2 separate regions of the Homo sapiens genome follow, and region 2 is linked to region 1. Evidence: chromatin loops called from intact Hi-C (ENCODE). Cell type or tissue: dorsolateral prefrontal cortex. All regions are shown on one strand. Region 1 overlaps CADM2 (cell adhesion molecule 2). Region 2 overlaps CADM2 (cell adhesion molecule 2).

Evidence for each region. A loop is a pair of places that touch in the nucleus more often than their neighbours do. Peaks named below come from ENCODE experiments on the same cell type or tissue, not always from the same donor. Only the 100,000 strongest peaks of a DNase experiment are listed, where the experiment ranks them.
Region 2: a loop joins it to region 1, with 3 times the contacts of the local background. A loop is called at or near these places in 13 of 110 quality-filtered maps.

What each region holds. Positions count from the first base shown.
Region 1 is chr3:85,574,735-85,577,234 of GRCh38, reverse strand. The region is part of intron 1 of CADM2 (cell adhesion molecule 2); the gene reads right to left. Among named protein-coding and RNA genes, the nearest start is that of MIR5688, 190 kb to the right of the region's middle. RefSeq lists an enhancer at 571-1,147. In dorsolateral prefrontal cortex, CTCF peaks have their summits at 766 and 974 (motif pointing right); a DNase peak (open chromatin) is centred at 954; H3K4me3 peaks cover 676 bases; H3K27ac peaks cover 945 bases.
Region 2 is chr3:85,359,529-85,362,028 of GRCh38, reverse strand. The region is part of intron 1 of CADM2 (cell adhesion molecule 2); the gene reads right to left. Among named protein-coding and RNA genes, the nearest start is that of MIR5688, 25 kb to the left of the region's middle. In dorsolateral prefrontal cortex, CTCF peaks have their summits at 857 and 1,066 (motif pointing right); a DNase peak (open chromatin) is centred at 1,088.

The DNA.
Region 1 (2,500 bases):
CACGTTCAAATCATAGCATCCTTAAATGCAACTGAAAGAAGCTTCAAGTTGAAAGTAATTTATGAATGGTGAATGCACAATGTAAACTGGAAAACCCTTTGTAAGAAAAAAAATAGAGAATCAACGGATAAAGACTCAGATGGGGTACATAGATTTCATTGTCTATATAGAAGGTTTGCCAGTTCATTAGTAGTGACAAATATTTTTCCGGACTTGACATCCAGGAGAATTTTGTCACAATGGTCATTTTAGTCAGCCAACAATAAGATCTTGTCCCCATTTGTGTTCTATTTGTTGCTGTCTCTTCTTGGTGGCTCTGGGTAAACAATAGAAGACTATTATAGAATACAATAGGGGATATTATTCACATGAATAGAGAATAAAAGGGAGGGTGGTATAGTCTAGGTTAATAGTTATCGGAGAGCTGTAGTAATAGTTTTAAGAGTAGATGACTCCTTCAAACCAGATTTTCTCAAACTTTTGGTTAGGGGAGAAATGTATAATTTTGGTCAAAAATTTGAGATTTGAAATACGACTGCTGGCCCTGCAATTTGAAAAATTATAACATTAACTCCAAATGAATAAATAAAAAGAGTCAGAATGCACTATCGCTATGATTTTATAAAAGGAAACAACACTTCCAAGAGAGAAAATCTAGTTACTTTATACTAATATTTGTGTATGAGTATGTTTGTGCCTCCATATGTGTGTGTAAACATTGTCATGGAATCTCAACATTTTTAAGGTGACTTTGGGAAGCACTGCTTTAAACTCATTTTTTTTAAATTGTCAGATTCAGGATTTTGTCATAAAATGCACAGCAGGAATACAAATTTGATGTATCCAGCAATCGTCGGATGTTCTTTGTTCTCAAATGAGATCACTTTGTGTGATTTGAATTTGAATGCTTTCTCAGCTTTGAGGACCATATGTCCGCAGTTCTAAGGTACTGCCACTAGATGGCAGCCTTGCCTACCTCTTTCAGGCAAGGCAACTGCTTCTAAAGCAGAGATGATTTTCTCTAAGAAAATAACTTTTTATTGAAGACATAAATTTAATGTTTACATAACTAATTTTTATAATAAATAAATTATGTTAAAACAAAGTTGACAATCTGGTAGTTATACTAAGAGGTGTCACATGATTCACTATATAGAAATGCAAAATCATTTATGGAGTGAACTTTTGGCTAGACAGTTTCCATGGATTGTGCTAAAATTCACAAAACCCTCTAGGAAAAATACTATTATTACCTCTGTTATGAATGAGGGCACTGAGGTTCAAAAAGGTTAGAGAAGTCTTGAGCGCTTAGTATTTTCACTTCTGTCTACACGTAGGTGTCATCTTCAGTACATACTCATTCTATGCTGAATAATTTGCAGTTTCCTGAAAATTCTTATTTTTACATATTTTTGCATGCTCTTTTAAAATCTATCTGTAATATATTCCTATACACAGTTCCCCTTCCTTTTTCCCACCCAACAGTTTGACATCATACTATCATGCAAGTGTCATCTCAAAACATACTTTTTGTGAAAGAACCTAGTCTTCACATATAATCATTAAGCCATGTTCTATAATCCTATCTTCTTTATTTTACATAAAAATTTAGCATACTGTTAGATAACAAGCTACTATTTCAATCATTTATTTTATTTTATTTTATTTTTTATGTTTTGTTTTTGAGACGGAGTCTCGCTCTGTCGCCCAGGCTGGAGTGCAGTGGTGCCATCTCGGCTCACTGCAAGCTTCGCCTCCAGGGTTCACGCCATTCTCCTGCCTCAGCTTCCCGTGTAGCTGGGAGTACAGATGCCCGCCACCACGCAAGGCTAATCTTTTGTATTTTTAGTAGAGATGGGGTTTCACCATGTTAGCTAGGATGGTCTGGATCTCCTGACCTTGTGATCCACCCACCTTGGCCTACCAAAGTGCTGGGATTACAGGCGTGAGCCACTGCGCCCAGCCCAATCATTTTAAAGAGTATATTTTTGGTAAGTTCATGCATTTTCATTGAAGATTCTAATTGAAAATAGAGTAAGCAAAAAAGGAACTTACGGATACACATAAATGAAAATTATAAGAGTAGTCTCATTGATATGGTAGCTAATTCAGACTCATCTCTCTCTACTAGTCACCATCTTAATTTCTTTCTCAGGCTTGCACTGATGGGGAAGGAGGGGCCACTAACTATTACATGCCTAAATATTTTTAAAGAGGGCAATTTTAAAAAGAAAAAGGTGACTCACTCTCCTATAGTCTATCTACTCTCAATAAGGGTAATCAGCTTGAGTAATGGGTCTTTTTGGAGAAAGGGATGGGGTTCTGGGATTAGCTAGGTCACAACCAGGTGCCTCCTGCTGTGACCAGAGAGTTTGCTAAAGTGCTCTACTGACAATTTTATGAGAACCCCCTAGACTGAGGTAGAGGAGAAATTTCTCAACGCACTGATAGAGTCCTCTAATTTGAAAAATAAGAGATATGTACTCTAGATGTATAGCTA
Region 2 (2,500 bases), 220 kb after region 1:
AGAGCTGTTGGTAATACATTGTTCTACCAAAGGTCCTTTTGCAAATAACTGAAATCCACTCTTTATCAACACATTCAGAAAATGTTAGCTTCCTTTGAAATACAATACATATGTCTTGCTTCCTTAAGTCATGTGGTCGAGATGGCCATCTATCCACAGACTAACACAAAGGAAATTTTTGTGGAAGTAGCTTCTCAGAAATTGACTATATCCCTTTGTTCCACTTACATCCAGACATGGCATTGTGACTAATTCTTGCTAATGTGGGATTTTTAAGAAGTGGACTGGTCTCGATTTTCTCCCATTCCTCTGCTGACCAGAAGCAGATTTCAGGACGCTTTGCAATGATAATGCTGCAAGAGGAAAGGAACTTAGATCCTAGATGGCAGAAAGCCACCCTCTCACATGCAAGGCTCATGTTGGGCTATCAGGGAGTGAAGAAAAAAGCTTCTATTTTGTTGAACCACTTAATTTGGGAGATTATTTGCTCAAGCTTCCAGTGTTATCCTTAAAATGACAGGCCCATCACCATGCTTGCCAATTATGGATCAGATAACTCATTTAATAATTATTTAGTACTGTTAAAAACAATTTTATTTGGAGACCATTAGGCTAAGGCAGCCCCTGAGTTTTCCAAAGCCCAATGCAAACAATAAAAAGAAACTAGAGACTGTGTACCAATCAGAAACTGCCAACCAATTTCTAGGGACTTTTCACTCTGACCAGTGAAATATGTTTCCTTTGTCTTGTTTCCATGAAAATATTATTTAAAAAGTTCCTCTCTCGCTGCTGCCTCTGCCCCCACCAAGCACTGCTAAACTGCTTGCAGTCTTGTGCTCCCAATTCATGAATCGTTCAATGCTCAAATAAACCCTTTAAAATTTTAATGTGTCTAAGTTTATCTTTGAGTAGTACCTACTACAAACAAGATTCTATGCTAGTCCCTTGGGATAAAAGATGGCTATGACACACGTTTTTTCTGATGGTCCAGACAAGAAAGAGTAGACTAAATGCAGAATTGTAAATGATAGACTGTATGCTGGGGTAGCGGGAAGTAAACCTGCAGGTGGCAGCATGAGCAAAGGCAAGGAATGAGAACTAGCATGTGAAGGATGCCACACTGCTGATGGTTCCCTGTAGCTGCAGAATGACTTTGAACCAGGGAGTGGCTCAGTGAGACCTACAATAGATACACAACGGTACTGAGGAAACAAGTTCAGAATTAAGAACACCAGTTTGTAACAACACTCTTGTGATGCTTCAATAAAATGTAAAGAGGATTCGGACCAGGGCAGTGGCAATAAGGGTGTCAGAATTGGAAACAAATACGTGAAAAATTAGGAGGCAAAATCAACAGGACCTGGTGATTAATTTGATTCATTGAATTTGTGAGAGGAAGTGAAACAGATTTACCTTACTCTAAACGATGGCACTAAACAATAAATATTCAGGAGAGGCCAGTTTAGAAGGAAACTGATTAACTCATTTTTGTTATATTAACTTTTAACTATCCATATGTTATAGAAGTTGTAATGACCAACCAGCAATTAGATACATGAATCCAAAAATAAGAAAGAAAATTCTGACCTGGTGAGCCAAATTTGATTTGTGTAAGTCAGCTTTTATGTTTTTACTTATATTTGTCTATAGCTATTTTTAAATGTTGATTTCATCTGAGATGCTATTTTTTGATAGGATAGAACATATACTTTAAAAACTTATTTTATATTTTTGTGTTATTAGCTAACAATAGTAGATGTTTCACTGGTATTATAAGTCCTAAGCTTTGTGAGAAATACATATAAGCTTTTTATGTCCTGCTTGCTAATGGTTTTCAATGCTATCTTTAGTAAAAAACCATAATACTTAATCTGCTTATGTATTGAAGTCTCTTGTATTCTAGAAATTCAAAGACATTCTATTTGATATTTTCCAAAATGAAAAAAATTATTTTGTATTTATCTTTGTATACGTGAAAATTCACATTTTCAGCTTAATTTTATATATTGTATCATTATTATATTATCAGAAGCCCTGAATACAATGGCATTGTGGAAAAAATGATTTTGAATGCTTTAATGGAGAGTTAATTGTATGATTTTTAAACAGATTTGATAATCTGCCTGATAGAATACTATTTATGTTTAAATATAGTAATTTAGTTTAATTTTAAAAGAAAATGTTGGTGTTCACAGATCTTGGGTTACATTTTTTGCAGCATTTAAAATATGCAAGGCAGTATGGACAAGGCTGCAGACACAAAGTTAATGAAACATTGTTTTCTCAACTTGCTTACTATTAGTAGAGTTGAGAATCCTAGCCTCCCTTTTCTTTGTCTTCTCCCCTCCACCAAAAAAAAAAATATATATATATATATATATATATATATATGCTGACATTGGCCTGGAATAAAAATAATCAGAGAAAGTATCAGTAGTCTTGATCTAAGGAAAGAGTGCTTTGTTATGAATATCACTTCAGGGTTGCCTTAGATCCTGTT